2 separate regions of the Homo sapiens genome follow, and region 2 is linked to region 1. Evidence: read pairs that join two places in POLR2A ChIA-PET (ENCODE). Cell type or tissue: B cell. All regions are shown on one strand. Links, peaks and the distances in the headings refer to the core of each region. The heading gives the core; the rest is flanking DNA.

Evidence for each region. Peaks named below come from ENCODE experiments on the same cell type or tissue, not always from the same donor. Only the 100,000 strongest peaks of a DNase experiment are listed, where the experiment ranks them.
Region 2: POLR2A ChIA-PET joins it to region 1 with 8 read pairs; 2 of 35 experiments call an interaction of 5 or more read pairs at or near these places.

The regions. Positions count from the first base shown.
Region 1 is chr1:174,950,819-174,957,318 of GRCh38, reverse strand. The region is part of intron 19 of RABGAP1L (RAB GTPase activating protein 1 like); the gene reads right to left. It overlaps RABGAP1L-AS1 (RABGAP1L antisense RNA 1), which reads left to right and starts at 3,058. Exons shown (of 6, transcript NR_121196.1): 1 at 3,058-3,162. In B cell, for the core only: no CTCF peak of the experiment used is centred there; a DNase peak (open chromatin) is centred at 2,518; H3K4me3 peaks cover 743 bases; H3K27ac peaks cover 2,064 bases.
Region 2 is chr1:174,852,071-174,858,570 of GRCh38, reverse strand. All of the region lies in intron 19 of RABGAP1L (RAB GTPase activating protein 1 like), which reads right to left. Among named protein-coding and RNA genes, the nearest start is that of RABGAP1L-AS1, 99 kb to the left of the region's middle. In B cell, for the core only: no CTCF peak of the experiment used is centred there; no DNase peak of the experiment used is centred there.

The sequences.
Region 1 (6,500 bases), core at 1,324-3,823:
AGTAGAGGTTGGCAAACTTTTCCTGTAAAGGTCCAGACAGTATATATTTTAGGCCTTGTGGGCCATATAGTCTAAGTTGCAAAGATTCAACTCTGTCATTATTATACAAAACCTGCCATGGGTGATACCTAAACAAATGAGCCTGGCTGTGTTCCAAGAAAACTTAATTTACAGAAACAGGCTACAGTTTGTCCACCTCTGTTATAAATAATATTGCTGATGTCACAACCTTCTCTTGTTAATGTATTTAATAGTGCTATTAATTTTAACTTTCTTAAATATAATTCACTCATATCCTTCTATTATGTTGAAAATGAAAATTATTATTTTATATAAGTAAAAAATTGAGCTACAAGAAATATTCTAAAATGGCCTGGGCGTGGTGGCTCATGCCTGTAATCCCAGCACTTTGGGAGGCTGAGGTGGGCGGATCACTTGAGGTCAGGAGTTCGAGACCAGCCTGGCCAACATGGTGAAACCCGGTCTCTACTAAAATTACAAAAATTAGCGGGGCATGGTGGTGGGCATCTGTAATCCCAGCTACTCTGGAGGCTGAGGCATGAGCCTGGCTTGAACCTGGGAAGCTGAGGTTGCGGTGAACCAAGATTGTACCACTGCACTCCAGCCTGGGTGATAGAGCGAGACTCAGTCTCAAAAAAAAAAAAAAAGAAGAGAAGAGAAAAATATTCTAAAATGGAGTTAGTACACTGAAAACAAAGGAGGTTTTAGTGTTTGACAATGAAAACTCAAATATAGAATCATTATGCTGTATGAGATAATAGAAAGTCATCTAAACAACCCATTTATTTCTTGCTAAAATTATGTCATCCACAAAAGACAGTAGTTTACTATTTTCTGAAAAAAGACTAGATTCCTATGGACTCTTAGAATTTTAAAAATAAACAAATAAGCACAGCGTAGTATAAAAGCCCTCAGTAAACAGATATTTAACCTCTCTTAGGGGACAGTGGTGCACATCTATAGTCCCAGCTACTTGGAGGTTGAGACAGAAGAATTGCTTGAGCGCACAAGTTCCAGGCTGCAGTGCACTATGACGGCCACTTACTCCAGCCTGGGCAACAGAATGAGACCCTGTCTTTTAAAACAAACAAACAAAAAAACTCTCTTAGCCTCAGTTTCTTCATCTATAAAATAGCAGGTAAACAAAATTTCTACCTCATAATGGTGTCAGGAGAATTAAATGAGTTAACAGAGAGGTATCTAAAACAATGCCTGGTTTATGGACATTTTTAAAATTTTTTTTAAAATAAGTATTCAATCAAAATTAACGTATTAGAACTTATTCTGTTCCATAATACATATTAAATCTACTTTTAGCCTTTCTTTGGACAATCAAAGTTATAGAATTCCCTTACTTATATTATTTTATTTTAACTTTTGTAGAGATGGGGTCTGGCTATGTTGCCTAGGCTGGTCTCAAACTCCTGGGCTGAAGCGATCCTCCTTCCTCAGCCTCCCAAAGCATTGGGATTACAGGCCTGAGCCACTGTGCCTAGCCTATGATTCCTTTACACAGCAACACCTTTCCTTAATGTTTTTGTTTGGTTTAAGATTACAAACGTGCTATGTTGCAAACTTCTTGCGTACTCTGAGAAGGCAAGGATGATGTGTTGCCCTCAGTATCTGCCATAATACCTAGCAGTATTTGGCTCATACTAGGCCCTCAACAGATTGTTCCTTGTTGAGTTTAAAATATGGTATTTAGAAAACATATACATATGAGTGAGAGAGCAAAAGAGAATGGAAAGCATCTAGCATGAATATAAAATTATCTCACAATTTCCTTATTTTCATTAAAATGAGGACAGTACTAATTCTCTGGCATCTGGCCAGATAATTTGTTACATAAAAAACAAAGACTCCAGGTGTCATTCCCCATCTTATTCTAATTACTTTGTTCTTCTTATCCAGGAACACTATGAAGTACTAGAATTATCTGCTTCTCACCACAATTGGGAAGTTTCACAAACTCAGTCCAAACCTGATAGATGATAGAAACCAGTCAACAACCACATTATGAGAATATTCATCTGGCTGATGGGGGAATGTCTCCCCAGCCAAACAAGGAGTGAGGACATTTTCCAGGGTGTAACTGAATTGCAAAGCCACTGCTGAATATTGTTATGAGAAACACGAATCCTTTATTACTCCATCTCCAGAGACCTCTAACAAGTATACTGTGACCAACTAGAGTGCAATAGAAAGGAAAGCACCACCTGCCAACTGTGTAGCCTCACAGATCATTAGATAAACAAGGGAAATATACACAATCATGTGTTAACAAAACGACAACATTATTTTTCTTGGCTTTGATAGCAGTCTCAATTTCTTTTATTTTCTCTATATACATTAATCATACACTGAGAAAACCAAAAATAGACTCTGAAGATGAAGTTGCAAATCACTAGCACTAAAATAGCCCTGGAGCTATAGAAAAAGGGGAAGCTTCAGGGTTTTAAGCAGTAACAAGGTGTCTCCAATGTTTCCCTAGGAGCAGAAACAAGGGCCAAGGGGAGCAGCTAAAGGTATTGTGAGGAGAGAGCCTACTCCAGGAGCCATTTTCCCACCAGATCGGAAGTATTTCAGTATTTTTACAGCAGGAATACCATACCACTGGACACCAGGCTGAGAATTAGTTCCATGTGGAAGTATTTTCTACATGGTTCTAAAATGGATCCACTCACCAGTGACTGAATTACATACTGGAAGCTTGTGCCTAGAGAATTCTGAAACCATATTTTTAAACTTCAAACTATTATCAATTTTTTTTTACATGTAAGAGAAAAAAATGTCCTTTTAAAGGGATATTTTTACATGTCCTTTTAAAAGTCACTTTTGCTACTTATATTAAGAGGTTCATTTCAAAGTGAAACATTTTTTTAAAAAAGGCAATAACACTCTCAATAAGCTAATCCTTTCCCATCTGGCTGAGATTCTAGGATATTTGGCTTCATCTTGTTCAGGGAAACAGAGCAGGTTCCCAGAACAATATGTTGCTAGGAAACCTTCCAAGCTTATTTATCTTGTGCTGTGGGGTGATACTGAGCATCCACCTGTGTGATTGGCACAATGTGAAAGAGGGGAAAAGAGTGGAGGAGGAAGAGACAGGAGAGCTGATATGAAACTCTTGTTATTTATGAGGTAATCAAAGAAAATAGATTTTCAGTTTTTAAACCATCTTTCAGGACAAACTTGATTTTATTTTAGAGAATACTGAATGGGATTCAGACGCTTGAAATTTTTCTTTCTGGAGAAAGAAATTTAAAAACCTCTTAGGTAATTAACATTTATTGTTCCCCTTTCAGGGGGACCGTCCCCACGGATGATCAAAGGTCAGTTCCTGGTCAACATAAGTAAACAAGTTTGTTTAAGATAAATTCCCCTACACTGCCTTGTACCTACTCCTTGCCCAATGCCTCAGGGTTACAGAACAGCTGCCTTCAGCTATTCTCCCCTGGGGCTCTGCAGAACCTTCTGACCTTTCAGAAGGTTTGCGTCCTTTCCCTATAGTTTTTCCCCACCGCTCTGACCGATCTCCCACAGTGTCTGCTGATACTTTCTATTACGTTTCATCGTATTCCACAGTGATTTCACAGACCCTCTAAAATGATTTCATAACCAGCAGTTTGAAGGACACTGCACAAAATGAAATGGGCTTTTTCATCTATTCCCCTGATGATAATACTCAGAGCGTTATAATTCTAAATCACTGGAGAAGCTTTATTAACTCTACTTATCATCAATACCCTCACCTGTCATTACAGATGAGAGTGGGTCCTTGTCAGCTGTTATCAGGAAATACAAAGAATACAGCTTAATGAATTTAAGGCAAAGGGGAGTGGTTAGGGGAATGGCGAGGGAGTGTTAAACAGTGACCTTCAATAACAGTAAAAGACAGAGCACAATAATTACTCATTTGCCTTACTCTTTCTCAATATTAGCCATGCTGGCCTCAGACGGAGATATGGGAGGGGAAGACTGAAAAGAATACACCCAACTTTCTTCATTCTCCATGTTTTCTCTCTTCTTCTCATTTGAGGTGTTTATTTCATATTTGTATATATGACTCTTTCAGACTGAATATATATTAATCATGTTGTATAACAATAATTATCGGAAGAATTTGCCTTAATAATGTTCATCTCACTAATCATATCAACCAGTGATATCACCCTATTTTGTATTCTTACTTTCATATCTTATTTTGAATACTTACTAATATTTGAATTTCACATGCATTAGTTCTTTTTTTTTTTTTTTTTGCATGCCACCCATGCCTAGCTAATTTTTGTATTTTATTTGAGATGGAGTTTCCCCATGTTGGCCAGGCTGCTCTTGAACTCCTAACCTCAAGTGATCTGCCCTCCTCAGCCTCCCAAAGTGAGTTATTTCTAATAAAACTTATTTTGGCCAGGTGTGGTGGCTCATGCCTATAATCCCAGCCCTGTGGGAAGTCAAGGTGGGTGGATCACTTGAGTTCAGGAGTTCAAGACCAGCCTGGACAAAATGGTGAAAACCTGTGTTTACAAAACATACAAAAATTAGCTGAGCATCGTGGCACATGCCTGTAGACCCAGCTACTTGGGAGGCTGAGGTGGGAGGATCACCTGAGCCTGGGAGGCTGGGTTGCAATGAGGTAAAATCATGCCACTGCACTCCAGCCTAGGTGACAGAGTGAGACCCTGTCTCAAAATAAAACAAACAAATAAAAACATATTTATTTGCTTACATATAAGATTTGGTTAAGTTTCCTGATTATCAAACTCAATCATCATTTTTTTTTTTAAGAGACAGGGTCTTGTTCTGTTGCTCAGGCTGGAGTGCAGTGGCGCAATCACAGCACACTGCAGCCCCAAATTCCTGGACTCAGGTGATCCTCCCACCTTAGCTTCCTGAGTAGCTGGGACTATAGGGGCACACCACCATGCCTAGCTTTTTTTTTTTTTTTTTTTTTTTTTGGTAGAGCCAGGGTCTCACTATGTTGCCCAGGCTGGTCTCAAAATCCAAGGCTCAAGCAATCTTCCCACCTCAGCCTCCCAAAGTGCTGGGATTACAGGTGTGAGCCACCAGGCCTGGCCCAAACAAGATCTTTGTACATTTAGGAGTTCAAGGGCTTTGTTTATTTAGGAGTTCAAGGGCTTTGTATATTTAGGAGTGCTTTTCAACACCGCAGATCTTAAACTTCGGATCATAATGAACAGAATAATAGAACTCTTAAATAACAAATTTGAAACTCACTGTAGTAACTTGAAAAGAACTTACACACAGAAAAGAGAAATAACAGAATACATACGTAAAGATTTTTCAAGTTGATCTATGCTCTGTAATATATATGGCATGATCTTTGGCATATTCTGACTTTATGAAATAGTATATTAATTTTGTGAAAAGTTGGTTTTGCATTTTAGTAGAGAAAAGACCCTGGGCACTACCAGTGTTTCTCAAGGTAAGATATTATTGGCATTTTGGGTGGAATAATTTTTGGTGTAGACTCCGCTCTCCATTTCTGAGCCCATGGCATCCCTGGGCCCATTTATGATTTCACCTATTAAATGTCAGTAGCGGCTGCCTGTCACTGTGACAAACAGGATGCCTACAAACCTTTCTAAACCAGGTGTGGATGTTGGGGGCTGGTAGGTTTGAGGGGTACATGCTTGAGAAGATGTGGGATTCATACTAAAAGCCTCTGAGCTAAACTATCAATAAAGACAAGAAGAGAGGCCTGGACCAGTGTGCAAGGTTTTTAGCACTGCATTGATGTATTCAGATGTCCACTTCCCTCTGCTTTGTTATTGGTTAGCAGTAATTGCCACTAAGTATGTAATTCCTTCAAGTCAAAAAATTTCCTAACAGTTTTAAGCCTATTAATTTAGAAAAATCTATATTTAATCCTGCCAGCAACTCCATGAGGGAAGTATTATTTGGATTTTACAAATAAGTTGAGGATAGGTAACTTGCCCAAGATCATACAGAAATGAAATCCAGTTGGCCTCCAGAGCCTGCCCTCTTTAACCACTTTGCTCTACTGCCTGGGACCAGATGATTAAAGTAAAGCTGCTCAAGAAGCTGACAGTCTAGACGTAGTGCCAAATATGTGTCTAGTTATCATCTAGTTTCATAAGCGCAATAACAGATATTTATAAAAGGTACAAAGATGATCAAGAAGAAATTTGTGGGACAGAGGGTTGGAGAGGGAGAAGCACCTCAGTGAGGAGGATTTTCATGATGACTGGTTTATGCAAGCTTCCTTGCCCAGTTAAAACACAGAGCATTTCTCCTGTGCTCAGTTTTAACATTGGGCCAGTCACTTGTAAGAGCTATCATTCAGGGTTTGATGAATCTGCTTCTGTAATTCAGAAATGAAAGATACAAAAATATTAATTTATGGATGCAAATACTGGTAAAGTACATCACTGTGTTTTTCTTTTTTAAAGGCTGATATGACCCAAGTTAACATTTTCAGAAGTGAAGATTCCTGG
Region 2 (6,500 bases), core at 2,436-4,935, 100 kb after region 1:
AGTCACATACGGAAGAGTTTTTCAATCTTGGCACTATTAGTGTTTTGGAATGGCTGACTCTTTGTTGTGGGGAGCTATCCTGTGCATTTAAAGATGCTTTGCACAATCATTGGCCTCTGCACACCAGATACCAGTAGCATCTCACAACCCAAGGTTATGGCAACCAAAATATCTTCCAGACATTGCTAAATGTCCCCTCAAGGCAAAATCACTCCCTGTTGAGGACCATGGATATACAGTATATTAAAATTACTGGTCTAGTGTGTGGCTTATGCCTGTAATTCCAATACTTTGAGAAGCCAAGGGCAGGAGGATCACTTGAGCCCAGGAGTTCAAGACCAGTATAAGTAACGTAGTGAGACCCCATCTCTACAAAAAAGTTTTAAAAAAATTAGCCAGGCATGGTGGCACATGCCTGTAATCCCAACTACTTGGGAAGCTGAGGTAGGAGGATCATCTGAGCCTGGGAGGTCAAGACTGCAATGAGTGCCACTGCATCCCAGCCTGGGTTACAAAGTGAGACCCTGCCTAAAAATACACAATAAAATAATTAAACAATAAAACAATAAAATAAAATACAATTATAGAGAGGAGTTGTTTTTCACCCCAAATTAACTTTTAACTATTAGACTCTTAAAAATATTTTTTATAATTTCAGACCAATCTGATATTGTTTCTGACCCTACTGAAAATTGTCAGTAAATGAGTCACTGAATTAGTATCTGTGAAAAACTTTCTTTTATTTTGAGAAGGTTCTTGCTCTCATAGATTACAACAAGAATACACACACTCTTAAAATTAGGAAATCACAAATCAGTTACTGACAAGTCACCTGTGGGTGTCTCATTGTTATCAATATTATTAATACATATCATTATTAATTATATGTTGGTGTAGATATTATTGAAATTCATCAATCAGTTCTATATAGCAGTATCTGTGAATTTCAGAGATAGGAGGGTTATAAAGGGTTTTCAGATTCTTATGTATTCCAATCCATGGTTTATTGATGAATTTATTATCAAAAAGATGATAACTATATTTACTCATAAATATAAGATACAATGACTTCACAGAGTATTGGAATTGGCTTTAGAGATTATTATCTAATGCCTGATTTACAGCTGGGGAAATGAAAGCCTAAGTCTTAGACAAATGAAAAAGCAAAAATAAATTTCATTTTTAAAAATTAGGAAAATAGGAAATGGAGAGGGTAGCAACAGAAGGAAGCAGATACAAAGCCAAGAGAGAAAAATGTCTCTAATGGTGTGTGCAGGGTGTGACAAACCAAAGCGTCATAAATGGCGGCTCTCAGGCCCTGGGACTCATATAGAACAAGAACAAGGGAGGTTCTGGGTATAATTTTACAGCTCTGAACAAAGTCAGTACTTCCTATCAAGGGAAGTTGTTTCTAGTGTAGACCTGTAAAAGCAGACGACAGTGGGCAGACAGAACTTCCCTGGGGCAGTGGTAGAATTCTAGGTTGACATTTTATACCACTTGATTTAACTTGAGATGTTGTTGTTTGGTTGGGTGGGAAGAAGGATGTACTGAGCATATTTTACACTTGTAAATTTTGAAAGTTTTTTTCATGTGTTTATCCTGGGGCTTTTAAACCCAAAGGTCTAACTTTTTTTTTTTTTGGAGACGGAGTCTTGCTCTGTCTCCCAGGCTGGAATGCAGTGGGGTGATCTTGACTCACTGCAACCTCCGCCTCCCAGGTTCAAGTGATTCTCCTGCTTCAGCCTCCTGAGTAGCTGGGATTACAGGTGCGCACCAGCACGCCCGGCTAATTTTAGTATTTTTAGTACAGATGGGTTTTCTCCATGTTGGCCAGTCTGGTTTCAAACTCCTGTCCTCAGGTGATCTGCCCACCTCAGCCTCCCAAAGTGCTGGGATTACAGGTGTGAGCCACTGCACCTGGCCTCAAAGGTCTAACTTTAATATAAAATACATAAAATAGCAAAGTAAAAGGTATGTCCAGTAAAACAGTGGTTGACCTTTGGATGCTTCTGTTCAGTTTTAGTTGTATTTTAAAACTGTCCAGGTATTCCAATGTGTAATTGGTTAGTCTAATCTGAGAATATTTGTATGGGGCTAGAAGTATATAATATTTTAAAAATAAGAGCACAAGTTGTCTTACTTTCTTTTCTTTTCTTTTTTTTTTTTTTTTATTGAGAGGGAGTCTTGTTCTGTCACCCAGGCTGGAGTGCAGTGGCACGATCTTGGTTCACTGCAACTTCCGCCTCCTGTGTTCAAGCAATTCTCTGCCTCAGCCTCCCGAGTAGCTGGGACTACAGGTGCCCGCCACCACACCCGGCTAATTTTTTGTAGTTTTAGTAGAGATGGGGTTTCACCATCTTGGCCAGGCTGGTCTTGAACTCCTGACCTTGTGATCCACTCGCCTTGGCCTCCCAAAGTGCTGGGATTACAGGCGTGAGCCACTGCGTCCAGCTTGTCTTTCCATTTTAACTGGCCAACTGAAAAAGCTACGCTCTGCCAGTACAAACAAAAATAAGTCATTGCATGAACACCAAGCCATCATTAAAAATAGGCTTAAAGAAACTTCAAATACTAAAAAGTAGTTTATATAACTTTACCTTTTCAAGTGGGACTTCAGTTAAATTCAAGAGAACACACAAGTTGCTAAGTGCTTTCTATGTACAAAGCAGAGTGCTACACATCTGGGGTAGCAGAATGAAAAACTCAAGAACTCATATTTCTGTAAATAGTCTATAGTAACAAACTGAAATTTCTATACATAATAAAAATAAGTGAGTTAATCCCACATTCTCCACACACACAAAAATACCTTTTAATCTAAATCCATTTCAAAATTTCTTTGACTTGAGACTTTCTTTTCAAAAACCTGCTTTAAACAGGCTCTCAAGAGCCATGTCTTTGTTTAATAGGGGCAGAAAATGAGGCCCATAGAAGTGGAATGCTTACTTAAGGATCCTATGAAATCACAGGTGGAATTTAGACTTATGTAAGAGCTGGACAGGCCCTCTGGAGTCCTCTAACTTAACTGCTTATGTCAAAGGCCTGGTATCACATAGCTATTCAGTGGCAAAATTAAGATGTGTAGCAGCCCTTCTGACTCTTAAGCAAAGGCCCTCATGGAAACTAAAACCATGTCTTGCCCTTGGTTTATGTCTAGGATACAGTTATTCCTAGTGTTCCACAGAGCACAACTGAACTCTTGGAGCTAAATAAGGTGGGAAGAAGCTTCCTCCAGTGTCTTTCAGACTGGGGAAGCTCTAAGCTTGAATGGGGCCATCAGAGTGGTGGTCTACCTGGCTGCCTGGTTCAGATTTGCTATGACCCTCCAGAACAAGGCAGAAAATAGATTGGTCTCTACTACTAGAATATATGACCTACGCTCAATGGTAATTTGACTTCCTACACTTAATATAAAATCAGGTTCCTGATTTTATGTAATTTGTTCTTTATTGAGAATATCATAGGGAAAATCTAACTTGAAAAGGGTTTACATAGGAAAGAAAGAGGGAGCACTAAAAAAGGCATTTATGGGCTGGGTGTGGTGGCTCACTCCTGTAATCCCAGCACTTTGGGAAGCCGAGGCGGGTGGATCACTTGAGGTCAGGAGTTCGAGACCAGCCTGGCCAACATGGCGAAACCCTGTCTCTACTAAAAATACAAAAACTAGCCAGATGCGGTGGTACGTGCCTGTAATCCCAGCTACTCAGGAGGCTGAGGCAAGAGAATCACTTGAATCCTGGGGGCAGAGGTTACAGTGAGCCAAGATCACTGCGCTCCAGCCTGGGTGACAGAGTGAGACAACGTCTCAAAAAAAAAAAAAAAAAAAAAAAAAAAAAAAAAAAAAAAAAAAAAGCATTTATATTGAGTCTATTGCAGTTATAATTTAAAAGGTAAAAGTTTTTTTTTCAAATTCACTGGTGGAATCTATAAATCTATCACTCATTTCCTGCTTGCTTAGGCCCTTAAGGGTCTAATTGATTTCCTGAGCTGAAACTAGGTAATGGAAAATACTTAGAATAATAATCATCCAGTGAGATGGGCATTTGGCATCTATGAACCCAAAATATATTCTTGCTCATAATTCCCTTCAGTAATTTATATGGTTTCTAAAGGAATAATCTCACCTTTACAATGAAAGGTCTTCGCTTAATAAAACACAGTAAGGCATTTCCCCTAGTGTTTTATGAATAAGGGCACGCCTCTGTGACATTCTCTAGCCTCAACACCTATGTAATATAAGGCCTGGAAGTGTATTACCTGCTTTCCTGCCAAACTATTCATTCATGAAGTCAATGAACAAAAAATAAAAACAAAAACATGAGGTCAATATTATTACTGTGACAAATCTGAGATTTTCATATTTAAGTGATGGAAATCTGTTATTTAAGCTTATTATACCACCTATTTGCAATACTGTCCCAAAGCTGCAGAGGCCCAAATTAGTTAAGGCAAACTACAGTGTGCTGATGCTGGATGTACTATGGGCAGCCTGCAATCTGACATTCATTATACTTCTCAAAGTCTCATTCCCACCAATTTCTTTATCACTGTGGACTGTACATCATTATTGACCATAAGCATTCCTCTGTCACATCTGTTGTAAGATGCAGGGTCCAAACTGTATTTAGCCTAGGAGAAGCATTATTCAGAATATAAACATGCCAGAGGAAAACTCCAAATGCAGAGAGAGCCAAACATGACTTTGAGGTGATCTGTACCATACTTCCCTTTCCTTTAGCAAAGCTCATCAAGAGATAGCTTAGAAAATAGTCTACCAGAGCCAGGTTTGGGCTTTGGAACAAAGCTAGCCTTTTTGTTTTTTTTGTTTTTTTGAGATGGAGTGGAGTCTCGCTCTGTCGCCCAGGCTGGAGTGCAGTGGCGCCATCTCGGCTCACCGCAACCTCCACCTCCCAGGTTCAAGCAATTCTCCTGTCTCAGCCTCCCGAGTAGCTGGGACTACAGGTGTGCGCCACCATGCCTGGCTAATTTTTTGTATTTTTAGTAGAGACAGGGTTTCACCGTGTTAGCCAGGATAGTCTTGATCTCCTGACCTTGTGATCCACCTGCCTCAGCCTCCCAAAGTGCTGGGATTACAGGCGTGAGCCACTGCAACCAGCCCAAAGCTAGCCTTTGAAATGAGACCTAGGTTTAAGGAACTCAGCTCACACAGCTCACTTATGAGTTATATATAACTCTGAAACCTAAGCCCAGAAGATTTCAATTTCTTTTAAAATAATATCTGTAAAATATGGTTTATACAGAAAATAAAGCTCAGTATAATATATAATTTGACTAGATGATGTCAATCATGTTTTACTGGATGTTAAAAAAAAAAAAAACAACCCAGCCTCCTTTCTTTCAAGTGGCATTCTTATCATATTATGCAAATTATTACCTTTTTATAATTGAGACACCAATCAGTGATAAAGCCATTTTATGTGTTTTGGCACAGAGCATTAATATAATTTTTGCTACTCTAAATGCCTCAATCCACAACAGAATCAGCAATAATGCAGTTTCATTCCTTTTAGAAACATTAAAAACAAAACAAAGCAAAATATTTAATTTCATTTCCTAAAGATAAATAACAAACTTCTGCTAAAAATGATCAATATTATCTTTAAAGAAACTTGATTATCCTAACAATATAGAAACATTTTTCTACTAGTGATACTCCTTTACAGTCATTAAAATCAGTTGTTTAAATTTTTCTTCATGGGTTCTACTTTTTTTTGTTTTTATTTTTTTTTTTGAGACCAAATCTTGCTCTGTCACCCAGGCTGGAGTGCAGTGGCATGATCTCAGCTCACTGCAGCCTCTGTCTCCTGGGTTCAAGTGATTCTCTTGCCTCAGCCTCCTGAGTAGCTGGGATTACAGGCCCATGCCAACACGCCCAGCTAATTTTTTTGTATTTTTAGTAGCGATGGGGTTTCACTATGTTGGCCAGGCTGGTCTCGAACTCCTGGCCTCAAGTGATCAGCCCGCCTCAGCCTCCCAAATTGCTGGGATTACAGGTGTGAGCCACCATGCCCAGCCGAGTTCCACTTTTATCACAGATAAATCTTTTTATAATACACTGCACATAAGGCAGAAGCATTCCTTGACCTCAGCAGGCTTACAACAAGTCCCTGAAGTCATCTAAGAAAGAAAAAACTGGACCATGTAACTTACTGGCAAAAAGAAAAAGCATCACAACTCAGTAACAGAGAGTCACAGTCTTATTGCACTTGATGATGGATGCTATGGACTCCTGATGCTGACTTGCAGCATTTCTGTTGTGTGCTTTTCTACTCAGAATGTGAAGTGATGGGAATCACAGAAGCAATTCCCCACACTCTTGAATCCTCCGACACTCTTCAGAAACCTTAACCAATATGTTTCTTCTCTGTGGTTCTCAAAGTTACTTTTTTCAGGTAAAAGTTTACAAAAGTACTATCAATTAAATAAAAAGTAAATAATAGCTTTCCACACTGTTAAATTAAAAGAATTAATTGAAA